3 separate regions of the Homo sapiens genome follow, and all the other regions are linked to region 1. Evidence: chromatin contacts called from ENCODE Hi-C or POLR2A ChIA-PET data. All regions are on one chromosome and are shown on one strand. Each heading gives the region's core, a stretch centred on a gene start or an enhancer-like site at or near the end of the contact. The rest is flanking DNA. Distances are from core to core; before and after follow the strand shown.

Region 1 (3,883 bases), core at 388-2,887:
CCTCAAAACAACATATCTTGCAAAAAAGTAACCCACAATTACAGTTAGGAAAATAAATACAAGGTATCTAAGACAGACATTAGAATATAGACTCCATTGGCACCAGAAGACAGGAAAAGAGGGGAGGGGAGGGGAGGGGAGGGGAGGAGAGGGGGAGGAGAGGGGAGGAGAGGGGGAGGAGAGGGGAAGGGGAGGGGGAAGAGAGGGGAAGGGAAGGGGAAGGGAGGGGAAGGGAGGGGAGGGGAAGGGAGGGGAGGAGAGGGGAGGGGGTATACACTTCAGTTCTTTAGTGGGCTTACTATTCTTTTTGTTGAGTTTCAGTCCAGTTCTTTAATTGGCTTACTATTCTTTTTGTTTTCTATGACTTTCCATCCTTACATGAAAACTAGGAGTGGTGAGCAAGACTTTCTCAAGTATTATTTATAGTCTTTCAATGTGTCCATGAACACCAAAGACAAAGAAAGGTATATTATTCATCTCACCCACAGAAACAAATTTTGTCAGCTGTTGTACTGAAAATATATTACTTCCCCATGGGATTGCAAAAGTCTTTAAACTACCGGAAAGAAATCTAGACTGGGACTATCTCCATGGCAACAAATATTTTTAACTTTTTGAGCATAACAAGGTAATTTTAGTTTGCTTGTGGTTTTTTAATGGTCAAAGGGAAAAGACAATAGAACATTATTTCGTAAATCCTTGGAACATTTTCTTCTGCTATCCTAAAACATATCTTCCCACACATTCTCAGTTATGATTTTTCCCTCCAGTTATGCTGAGAACTTTCAAAAGCATACTTATTATAAATGTCTTATTATTTTGTTTTAAAGCTAAGAGTTGCAACATTACTTAATGTTCTTTTCAGAAAGAAATCAGTGGAATTGCATTTTTCATTTGCTACATTAAGAATCTTTTCTAAAGATAAAGACCAAGCGATTATAAAATTCATGTTTTTTGATTTTCCAATATTAGCTTTTGAGTTATAAAACGTCCAACAGAATGTCAAAATTTCTTTTACTTTATCCTCCCAAAATTATGTGAAGTCATTTTCTTACAGATTTCTTTAACGTTTTATCTTTCTGACTTTTGACTTAAGAATTTACAGTAACTAAAGACCAGCTAACCAGTTTGAATTAACATTATTACCCTAACCATTTTTAATGGTCCATTTAGTCAGGTATATCACTTTCATTTCTTTATCAGTTCTAGACCTTCTCAAGTAATCTGATATATTTCACTTTTAGGAGAAACATTTAACTTTTTCCAAAAAAATTCAGGCAACATCAAAAAAGTATCAAAACAGTATATACTCCGCAGCTTTTTCGTTATTTAAAAATAAGATAATTTCTTGATTTTTTTTTTTTTTTGAGACGGAGTCTCACTCTGTCGCCCAGGCTGGAGTGCAGTGGCGCAATCTCGGCTAACTGCAAGCTCCACCTCCTGGGTTCACGCCATTCCCCTGCCTCAGCCTCCCAAATAGCTGGGACTACAGGCGCCTGCTACCACGCCTGGCTAATTTTTTGTATTTTTAGTAGAGACGGGGTTTCACCGTGTTAGCCAGGATGGTCTCGATCTCCTGACCTCATGACCTCATGATCCATCCAGCTCGGCCTCCCAAAGTGCTGGGATTACATGTGTGAGTCACCACGCCTAGCTGATAATTTCTTGATTTATAACAAAAAGGAAATGAAACTTGTAAGGCAAATTTTAAACAAGTTTCTTTTTTTCTTAAGTTACTTCAACTCTTCATACAACCTCTCAGTGTTTCTATGCTTTTTCAACCTCTAATAGTTACATCCAAATTTAATGCAATGATCTTGGTTTAAATTACTTTGCCTTCCACTGCTATCGAAAAACGGAATCTTCTCATTTACCATCAAGTAATGAGGGGTTTCATAGAGTTAATTCAGCCCTGATACAAACTGATTACTTCAGCTATCTTTGTTTTTGTTCTTGTTTTAAACTTTAATGACGCAATATGATAGAAAAGAAAGGGTATGGGCTTTGGAGTCTGACAAACTTGGCTTAAGTCCTACTTTCATTTACTCACTGTCCGACCTTGGCCTCAATCTTTGAATCCTAAGTATTTATCTACAAATGGAAATAATATCACCTAATAACTGAACGGTTTTGGGGATTAAAGGAAATAACCTATTTTAAAACACCTGGTATAAAATTCCATAGACTGTTAGATAAATTTCCCATTAAATATTTAGTATGGAAACTTTGTAAAATAAATTACATACTTCCCTGCTTTCTTACACAGAGAAAAGATAACAAGTGGCTACGATTTAATATTTTCTTAGGGAATCAATGTCATCTACGAAACTTGAAAGAGAAATATGTAAGGCTATGGAAGTTTTTGCCTCTAGAATACGGATTCTACAGGCCACTTCAAATCCAAAGAAACCCAAAAAGCTAAACTTTGAGTTCTTTTCATTTTATAGTTTCCTCACTCTTCCTTCGCTCCTACTTATTTCTTGCTACTATATCCACTTCTTCACCAAACTCTCCACCAGTATAGCAGAAATAACACAAGTTTTGGAGTCCAACCTTTGTTCAAATCTTGTATCTGTCATTTACTAGCTGAGTAATCTTGGGCAAGTTACTAAGCTGTCTAAGCCTTAATTTTTTTTTTTTTGTTCCTTCAAAAAAGGAATCACTTTTAGAGATAACTTATGTAAAATGCCAGTAAATTACAGAAAATAAGTACCTGATTAACTGTAGCTATTAATATTACCAATCTGCTCAAATTTGGTGTAAGTTGAAAGCTAATAACCAATACTATAATATTCTGACATAAAATCGAATAAAAAGAAGTCATTAAAAAATAACCTAAGGATAATTGCAATAGCTAGGAAAAATTAATTTGCATTAAAAATTTGCCTAAAATAACCACATGACAATGAACCAATCTCCTTAATATACTAAGCACTGCTACAATTCAGTAGTTAGAAAGACAAATTCAATAGAAAAATAGTCAAAAGAGATAAAAAGGCAGTTTACAGAAATATAAAACAAATTACTTACAAATATATAAAAAGATGCTCAATGTCACACAAAATGAAAATCAAAACAACTATAAAATGCCATGCCCTTTAGAGGGGTGACAGTTAAAGGCTGATAAACCTACTATTGGCAAAGATAACAGGAAACAGGTAAACTCATATATTGCTGCTGGAAGAATAAATTTGTCAAATCTCTTTGGGAGGAAAGAGCAATATCAATAAACATAGTATACATATCCTTGACCCAGTAATTCTCCTTCCAGGAATATATCCTATAAAAACACCTCATCAAGGTACACATTTACAAAGATACTCACTAGAGCACTGTTTGTTGTATTAAAAAAATCACTTTGGTTAAACAATATCCATCTGTAGTGTATTAGTCAGTATGTTGTTACAATTCTATGCAATAGGAATATTTATGCAGCTGTTTAAAATGAGGTAAATATGCTATCTATATCACCTATACACACACAGAGACCTATAGGCAAAAAACATGCATTAAAATATTTTGGGTCGGGCACGGTGGCTCACACCTGTAATCCCATCACATTGGGAGCCTGAGGCAGGTGGATCACCTGAGGTCAGGAGTTCAAGACCATCCTGGCCAACATGGTGAAACCTCATCTCTACTAAAAATACAAAAATTAGCTGAGCATGGCAGTGGGCTCCTGTAATCCCAGCTACTCGGGAAGCTGAGGCAGGAGAACTGCTTGAACCCGAGAGGTGGAGGCTTCAGTGAGCTAAGATCGTGCCATTGCACTCCAGTCTGGGCGACAAGAGCAAAAACTCTGTCTCAAAAAACAAAAAACAAAACAAAACAAAAAATTGGAAGTTTACAAAGGAAACCTCTCTGGGTCTGAGAAGTCTAACTG
Region 2 (3,883 bases), core at 694-3,193, 440 kb before region 1:
GTGCCCAGCCCATTCCATCCTCTCCACGTGCACACGTGCGTGTGTGTGTGTCTGTATATCTATGTATTTGTGTATGTGTATATGTATGTGTATGTATGTGATGTATTTGTGTGTGTATGTGTATTTGCGTGTATGTGTATATATGTGTATATGTATATGTGATGTGTGTATTTGTGTGTATGTGTATATATATGTGTATATGTATATGTGATGTGTGTATTTGTGTGTGTGTGTGTGTGTCTGCCCACCCCCAAGACTTGCCTGCAGGGGTTACAATGGCTAGTCCATGCCTTGTAGCCTTATGCCTGTGGAATCATGAACACTCTGGGCCTCTATTCTCTCATCTTTAAAGGATTCTAACCCTTGGTTGTCCAACAATCAAGGAAAATAATAGATGTGCAAGGAAGCTGCCTACCATTACTTTTTAGAAAATAAGGGTGGATGTACATTAATTTACTCATGATTATCCATTCACTCATTCAACAAATGTTCTTTGTACTAGGCACTAAGAAATCAACAGTAGAGAAAAGAGAATTGACATTAGCCCTTGTTCTCAGGAAGTGGACGGTTTAGTAGGAAAGACCTGAATAATAAGCACAGATACACAGTTGTGTTCAGAGTTATAAAGGGCAAGAGCAGTGAGCTCTGTGCACGGGACTAACGGGGCGTGCGAGGAATAAACCACAAACGTGGGGCGGTGGGATGGTGGAACTGTGAGCCCAGGACAACCCTGATGGTGGGTCCAGGAGGCAGGGACTCACCAGAGGATCTGAAGCCTGGAAATCTGTCCACAGGGGGCAAGACATAAGTCTCATTAGTCAGAACAAAACCAGGATCCTGGGAATTTGTCCAAACAGGGATAAGGCCGATGGTAGCTGACAGGTTTCTGGGCACATACACCAGTATCAGGAAAGGCACAGGGAAAAGAGGGACCCAGGGACCGAACAGGCAGCCCTTTGGGGGAGCAGTAGGACCATCACAAGCCAGTTCTTGGAGAAGTACAGTGTCAAGGTCAAAGGAGGATCAGTTGCAAGACTCCCCACTGAGGGTGGGCCCCAAACCTCTGTGTCTGGGCGAGGCTGACCCTCTCCCACATGGCACACCTGCAGCTGACCAGGGGGTCTGTGCTCAGTGCAGGCACCTTCCCTCTCCTCCCCACACCCAGCAGTAGGTCCTTTGCTTTCTTGGCTCTGGCCCCAAGCACAGCCGAGGGCTCTAAAGCTGACCCTGGCGTCCCCACTTTGTGCTTCGTGATGTTGCCGGTCAGAATTTGTATGTAGTCACCTCCCGACCGGCGTGGGCAGTGCTGGCCTCCTGGACTGGAGCGTGGGCCAGATCTCTGGCCCTTCAAGGGCGCTGACACTGAGCAGGGCTGGCCTGGGCCTCCCTATACACCTCTTGTTGAGGACTCAGTGGGTTTCAGAGTCTGGGACAGGGATAGTTTAACAAATGGAGGCTCCGTGGTCCCAGACCGGTGAGAGAATGTGTGTTGAATGAATGGATGAGAACAAAAGCCAGAAGCTTGAAGATATTTAGAAATAAGATCCCCTTTTCCATATAAATGAAACACTTGAAGACCAGATTTTCCAAAGCAGTTGGAATGGCTACCCCCAAAATATCTCCCCCCCAGAGGGACTTCTAAAGGGTTAACTGACACCTGAAGGGAAGGGGCTTAACACCCCTAAAATCACAGAAAACAAATCTGGTCTGGCTCTTGGTATTCTCCTTACATCCTTAAGTAGTTTTAGACACAAAATGTCTTCCTCCCTTAAGTAATTCTAGACACAAAGTGCTTTCCTCATTTAACCCTTGTAATCACACTAGGAGGAGGATGTGATTCGTGTCCATTTTGAAGGGGAGAACACAGATTCAGAGTGGGTGGGTGACTTCTCCACAGGCAGAGCACAGACAGCCACACTTGCAGCTGCTTTAACCAACAAGCCGTGCTCCTGACCTTGGTGTTCGGCTTGGTTGCTTTGCTGTGGGTTGGTTTCGTTTGTGTGACTAAGACTTTTAAATGATTCGGCTCCTTTTGTGTGTTTGTTTTTGATCTTTGCAAGATTCTCTAATGGTTGATCCAGGGCTGCCCCTACACCGTTCTCCTGTCACATGCCCCGTTCCCCTGACATTGACATCAACCAACATAATATGCTGAAGAAGGGTCTTCGGCAGCTGGAAACTGGCCCAGGCATTGCGGTGGGCAGCCAGCAGGCATCTTCTGTCATTAGCCCTCCCTAGGGAAGACAAGTTCAGCAATGGTTCCTGGGAGAGGCTTGGGATAGGAAAAGAAAGGATGTTCCTATAGAGGAAGCAAATGTTCCAAGATACTTCCATTAATTAAGAAAATCTAGGGTAATAATACACAGTCCTCAAAGTCCTAGATTATAAAACCATTGTGTTAGGTTGAAGCAAGTATCACAAAGAAATACAGAAGGTCATTACCAAGACTTTTAGATGGCAAACATACTTAATGGAAACACCTCTTTCTTAACTCTGAAAACGCTTCATGTAGCATTCAGGCTTCCATTTAAAATTAATTGTGTGCATTCTAAGAGCACTTTTAGGACCTTGCAGAGACCCTCTCTGTAGATTACATGATTTGAAACTATAGCTAAGAAAATTTTGTGAAGTGGTGCAACTCTCAGAAATCAAACATGAATATGCATGCCAGGTGTGGTGGCTTACGCCTGTAATCCCAACACTTTGGGAGGTGGGAGAATCACTTGAGCTTAGGACTTGGAGACCAGCCTGGACAACATAGTGAGACCCCATCTCTACTAAAAATAAAAAAATTAGCTGGACATGGTGGTGCACACCTGTGGTCCCAGCTACTAGGGAGGCTGAGATGGGAGGATCACTTGAGCCTAGGAGGTCAAGGTTGCAGTAAGCCATGATCATGCCTCTGCACTCCAGCCTGGGCAACAGAATGAGACCCTGTCTCAAAAAAAATAATAATAAAAATAACTATGCAAAAAATATGACTTTATTTTTCTATATTACTAGCTCCCTCTCCTGGGGCATTCACTACTAATCTCAGTCATATTGGAGTTCCCCTGTCTTCTTTTCTCTGGGGTTCTAGGTAAGTTCCAGGGGCAGGGTGATGGTGGCAAGCATTACATAGTTCTGAGCTTTGGGAAAGGGGACGTCTCATCTTCACCGTCATCTTCACATGCTAGTTTCAACTTGTGTTATTAACAGAAACTTCCGCTGTCCCGCCTGACCTGCAGCCAAGCATCCACACAGTTTGTCCACAAGGCCCTCCCCTGGTCGCTGTCCTCTCAGTTATTCTCAGTGTTACTCTCGGACCCAGGAGCGTGATTCAGCAGCTCCTGCGCGGTGGGAGGTGGACAAAGGCTCAGTCCACTTGGGCATATCATAACATTTCTTCTCCTAGAAGCCATGACTTCTAAGGGTTGGAGCCTCCAAGCTTCTTTGGGATTTGGGACGTCCCTGAGGCACGCAGCCTGGGGAATGGGCTGCGCAGCCTGTTTTCTCTAGAACCTGAGCATGCAAGCACCACTCTTGCATTCTGATTCTCCAACCCCTCGCCTGGGAGGAGGCGAGAAAGGCTTGCCCTTCACCATATCTTCTCATCCCACATTTTCTGTTACATATGTTGCCTATGCCCTGAGTCCTTTCTGTTCCTCTAAACACCTGTGTTTGTTTTGTGTTTTTAGGTGTCATTTATATAGAAGAAAATGCGGCTGGGTGCAGTGGCTCATGCCTGTAATCCCAGCACTTTGGGAGGCCGAGGCGGGCAGATCACTTGAGGTCAGGAGTTCAAGATCAGCCTGGCCAACACAGTGACATTCTGTCTCTACTAAAAATACAAAAATTAGCTGGGCATGGTGGCACGTGCCTGTAATCCTAGCTACTCAAGAGG
Region 3 (3,883 bases), core at 1,070-3,569, 300 kb after region 1:
TTACAGGCGTGCAACACCATGCCCAGCTAATTTTTGTATTTTTAGTAGAGACGAGGTTTTGTCATGTTGGTCAGGCTGGTCTCGAACTCCTGGCCTCAAATATTCTCCTGCCTCAGCCTCCTAAAGTGGTGGGATTACAGGCGTGAGCCACCATGACTGGCCTATTTCTTTCTTAAAAATTTGGTAGAATTTGGCCAGGCGTGGTGGCTCATGCCTGTAACCCCAGTACTTTGGGAGGCCGAGGTGGGCAGGTCAGGAGTTCAAGATCAGCCTGGCCAATATGGTGAAACTCCATCTCTACTAAAAATACAAAACTTAGCCAGGTGTGGTGGTAGGCGCCTGTAGTCCCAGCTATTTAGGAGGCTGAGGCAGGAGAATTGCTTGAACCTGGGAAGCGGAGGTTGCAGTGGGCTGAGATGGTGCCACTGCACTCCAGACTGGGTGAAAGAGCAAGACTGTCTTAAAAAAAAAAATTGGTGGAATTTTCACATTTATTGGCCTAGAGTTGTTCAGAATATGCCCTTATGATCTTTTTAATGTCTGTGGTATTTGCAGTGATGCCCCTACATATTGGTTAGTGATGCCACTGATATCAGTTTATTTTGATTTTCTTTGCTCCGTTGCTCAGACTGGAGCACAGTGGCCCGATTATAGCTCACTGCAGCCTTGAGCTCAAGCAAACCTCCCGTCTCATCCTCCCAAGTAGCTAGGACTGTAGGTGTGCATCACCAAGCTGGGCTCTTTTCTTTTTGATCAATCTTTCCAGAGTTTATCGAATGTATTAGTATTTTCAAAGAGCTAATGTTAGTTGGTTGAGACTCTCTTCTTAAAAAATATCTTTTAGGCTGGGCGTGGTGGCTCACGCCTGTAATCCTAGCACTTTGGGAGGCCGAGGTGGGCAGATCACTTGAGGTCAGGAGTTCGAGATCAGCCCAGCCAACCTGGTGAAACCCCGTCTCTACTAAAAATACAAAAATTCGCCAGGCGTCGTGGCGCGTGCCTATAATCCCAGCTACTTGGGAGGCTGAGGCAGGAGAATTGCTTGAACCTGGGAGGTGGAGGCTGCACTGAGCTGAGATTGAACCATTGTACTCCAGCCTATAGAGATGAGGACTCAATATGTTGGGCAGGCTGGTCTCCAACTCCCGCCCTCCAGCAATCTGCCCGCCTTCGCCTCCCACAGTGATGGGATTACAGGCACCAGCCACCACAGCAAGCCTTTGTGGAGCCTATCGAAGCTTGCTTTCTCTTTTATTAATTTCTCTTTTTTAAACATTTCCTTCATCCCATTATTTTTCAGTTTAATCTTTTTTCTAACTTCTTGGGATGTACGATTATATCAAAAATCCTCTTCTCAATGAGATCTCTCTTGAACATCACATTTCAGACTGAAATCACCTTGTTGTTCCCATTCTCCTCTCCTCTTTATTTTTCTCCTTGGAACTCACCACCACTTAACATACCACATATTTTCCTTATTTATTTTTGTCTCTCCCCATCAGAATACAATCTCCATGAAGGCAAGGACTTTTGTTTACTTTGTTCACTGCTGAATCCCCAGGACACAAACCAGTTCCTGTTTAATAAATAAAACAAGGAATGAATGTGTTAGATGAAGAAACAATAAGAGCTAAATTTATTGAGCACTTACTGAGACTCAATTATATTCACTCATGCATTTATTTATTCAGTTATTTACTTATGCAGAGAAGGGGTCTCGCTTTGTTGCCCCGGCTGGTCTCCAACTCCTGGCCTCAAGCAATCCTCCCGACTCAGCCTCCCCAGGATTACAGGCGTGAACCAGCACGCCCGGTGGAGACTCAATTATAAGGGGCTCACAGATAACATCTAATTCTTACAGAGGAGTAAACTGAGGCACAAGTAAGCAGGAGAGCCGTGATTAGAAACCTAGGTCTAACTCACAGCCCGTGAGCTTTCCTCCAAGCCCCGAGGCTTCCCCTTAAAAAAGCCAGCAAGGGGCGAGACTCGGAGGGCAGAACCCACGGAGGGCGGAACCCACAGAGGACAGAGCCCGCGCTCGCGAGCACGGCCTTGTCCGACCCCCCGTGCCGCCGGAGGAGCAAGTCTGTCTTGGAATGAATGATCGTCGGAACGGAGCTTGATCAAACCACTCAGCAGTAGGCGTCGCCCACTTTCTTATTGGTTGGTTTTGGTTCTCAAGAGTAGGAAAGTTAGGTAGTCCGCGAGGGGTCTGCGAGCTTTGCGGAGCCTCGCCCCCGAGCGCGCGGTTTCCCTGCCGCGCAGGCGCACGGAATCCTAGGCGCGGATCTCGCGTTTCCGGCCGGAAGCTTCTCCAGCCTTTCCCGGAAGCTGCGCTCGCTACCCGGGTAACGGGTCCCGGCTGTGGAAGCTCCCGCGGCGCCGCGATGGACCTCGAGGAGGCGGTAAGGAGGCGGTGCACCTGGCGGGCCACGATCGCCGGGGCCGGAGGAGAGAGAAGCTGAGGAGGAGCGGCGGAGGACGCCGCGGGTTGGGGCGGCGACGCCACCGGCTGGAGGAAGGCGGGGCGGAGGGCTGCAGGGCGGGCTAAGGACTGGGGCTGGCCGGCCGCATGCGCGCGCGGCTTTGGTAAAGAGGCTGGAGTTTCTGGCTCGGCGAGGTTGTGGGGGAGGGAGGGTGTGGTGTTTGTCGTTATGGGTGTGTTTAAGGATGAAGCTGTGGGTTTTGTGGGGTGGCCACCCACAGGGCTCATCCTCGAGACTGGACCACCCACAAGTTCCCTTTAATGCTGGGGTGGGTGAGGGAGGGGCAGGGGTTGGAACCTGAGATGCCGCCGGGTAACCCCTGTCGGTCTCTCCGGGAATCCTTGCCACTGTCTCCAGCAGGGATTCTAAATTCGGGTTTGGGAACTCCCCAAATTGTCCAGCTATCATTCATCGTAGTGTTAGTACGGGGTCACTGAACACTTTACCAAGTTGCCAAAATTGATTTGGCATGCATTTTGTTTTGTTTTAGGTACTACGTAAAATGGCACATTTTTGTTTTTTATTTTTGAGACAAGATCTCACTTCTTCCCCCAGGCTGGAGTACAGTGGCACGATCACGGCTCACTGCAGCCTCGAATCCTGGGCTCGAGAGATCCTTCCGCCTCAGCCTTCCAATGAGCTAGGGCTACAGACATGCACCACCAAGCCCGGCTAATTTTTTTTTTTTTAATTTTTTGTAGGGGCAGGGGTCTCGCTATGTTGTCCAGACTGGTATTGAACTCCTGGGCTCAGGCGATCTTCCTGCCTCAGCCTCGCAAAGTGCTGGGATTATAGGGGTGATCCCCCGCCCTCGGCCAAATGGCACACGCTTTGATGGTATTAAATGATACTCGATAATTAGATCAATGCTAACAACAAGTCAAACTCCAAAGAGTTGGGGATCAGAGAATTAGGCCTGTATATACAGGAGCAGTACGGTCTTATAGTAGAGGCTTAAAAAATGTTTACTGATGATGGTTGGCTAACTTCTGTAAATGCTAGGCTGATGAAATGAATAATTGTAACTCACCATTAGCTAGCGTATACCCAGACTAGGGATCATGTCTGGTCTGTTTTGCTCACCATTGAATCCCCAGCACCTAGTAAAAAGCCTGGTACACACATAGTTGATACCCCTTATGCTGCCGAGTGAATAAATCGAAACTTGAAACCATTACAAATCTAGTTCCTCTGTGGTATGCGCTTTTAGTGTCCTGGAGGAGTTCCAAATTGTATTTGCATTTTTTAAAAGTCTTCTCTATACTTGTTTGTCATCTTCTCACAGTATTTTCAAGGAGCTTTGTTTACTCATCTTTGGTTCCAGTTTACCCCTACTACCTCCTTTTCTTTTTTTTTCCTGTCACACTGCATATTTCAATAAATTTTCTCCAGTAGTT

The links. Hi-C counts contacts between places; a loop is a spot of excess contacts on that map. ChIA-PET counts read pairs that join two places held with the same protein, here RNA polymerase II (POLR2A). Pooled maps may share reads with other maps.
Region 2: a loop to region 1 is called in a pooled map, with 2.7 times the contacts of the local background. The contact joins two enhancer-like sites. A Hi-C loop is called at or near these places in 2 of 37 single-sample maps with no recorded cell type and 2 of 50 pooled maps.
Region 3: a loop to region 1 is called in a pooled map, with 4 times the contacts of the local background. The contact joins the promoter of TAF1B here to the enhancer-like site in region 1. A Hi-C loop is called at or near these places in 2 of 37 single-sample maps with no recorded cell type and 2 of 50 pooled maps. POLR2A ChIA-PET finds 5 or more read pairs at or near these places in 2 of 52 experiments (activated CD4-positive, alpha-beta T cell and activated CD4-positive, alpha-beta memory T cell).

What each region holds. Positions count from the first base shown.
Region 1 is chr2:9,537,759-9,541,641 of GRCh38, forward strand. The region is part of intron 2 of ADAM17 (ADAM metallopeptidase domain 17); the gene reads right to left. Among named protein-coding and RNA genes, the nearest start is that of ADAM17, 16 kb to the right of the region's middle. Within about 2 kb of position 1,638, at least 14 of the 41 ENCODE cell types and tissues checked have a DNase peak (open chromatin) inside an H3K27ac peak, as active enhancers do.
Region 2 is chr2:9,097,513-9,101,395 of GRCh38, forward strand. No RefSeq gene overlaps it. Among named protein-coding and RNA genes, the nearest start is that of MBOAT2, 96 kb to the left of the region's middle. Within about 2 kb of position 1,944, at least 2 of the 41 ENCODE cell types and tissues checked have a DNase peak (open chromatin) inside an H3K27ac peak, as active enhancers do.
Region 3 is chr2:9,841,155-9,845,037 of GRCh38, forward strand. TAF1B (TATA-box binding protein associated factor, RNA polymerase I subunit B) reads left to right here and starts at 2,320. Exons shown (of 15, transcript NM_005680.3): 1 at 2,320-2,405. The coding sequence starts at 2,388. RefSeq lists a silencer at 2,601-2,680.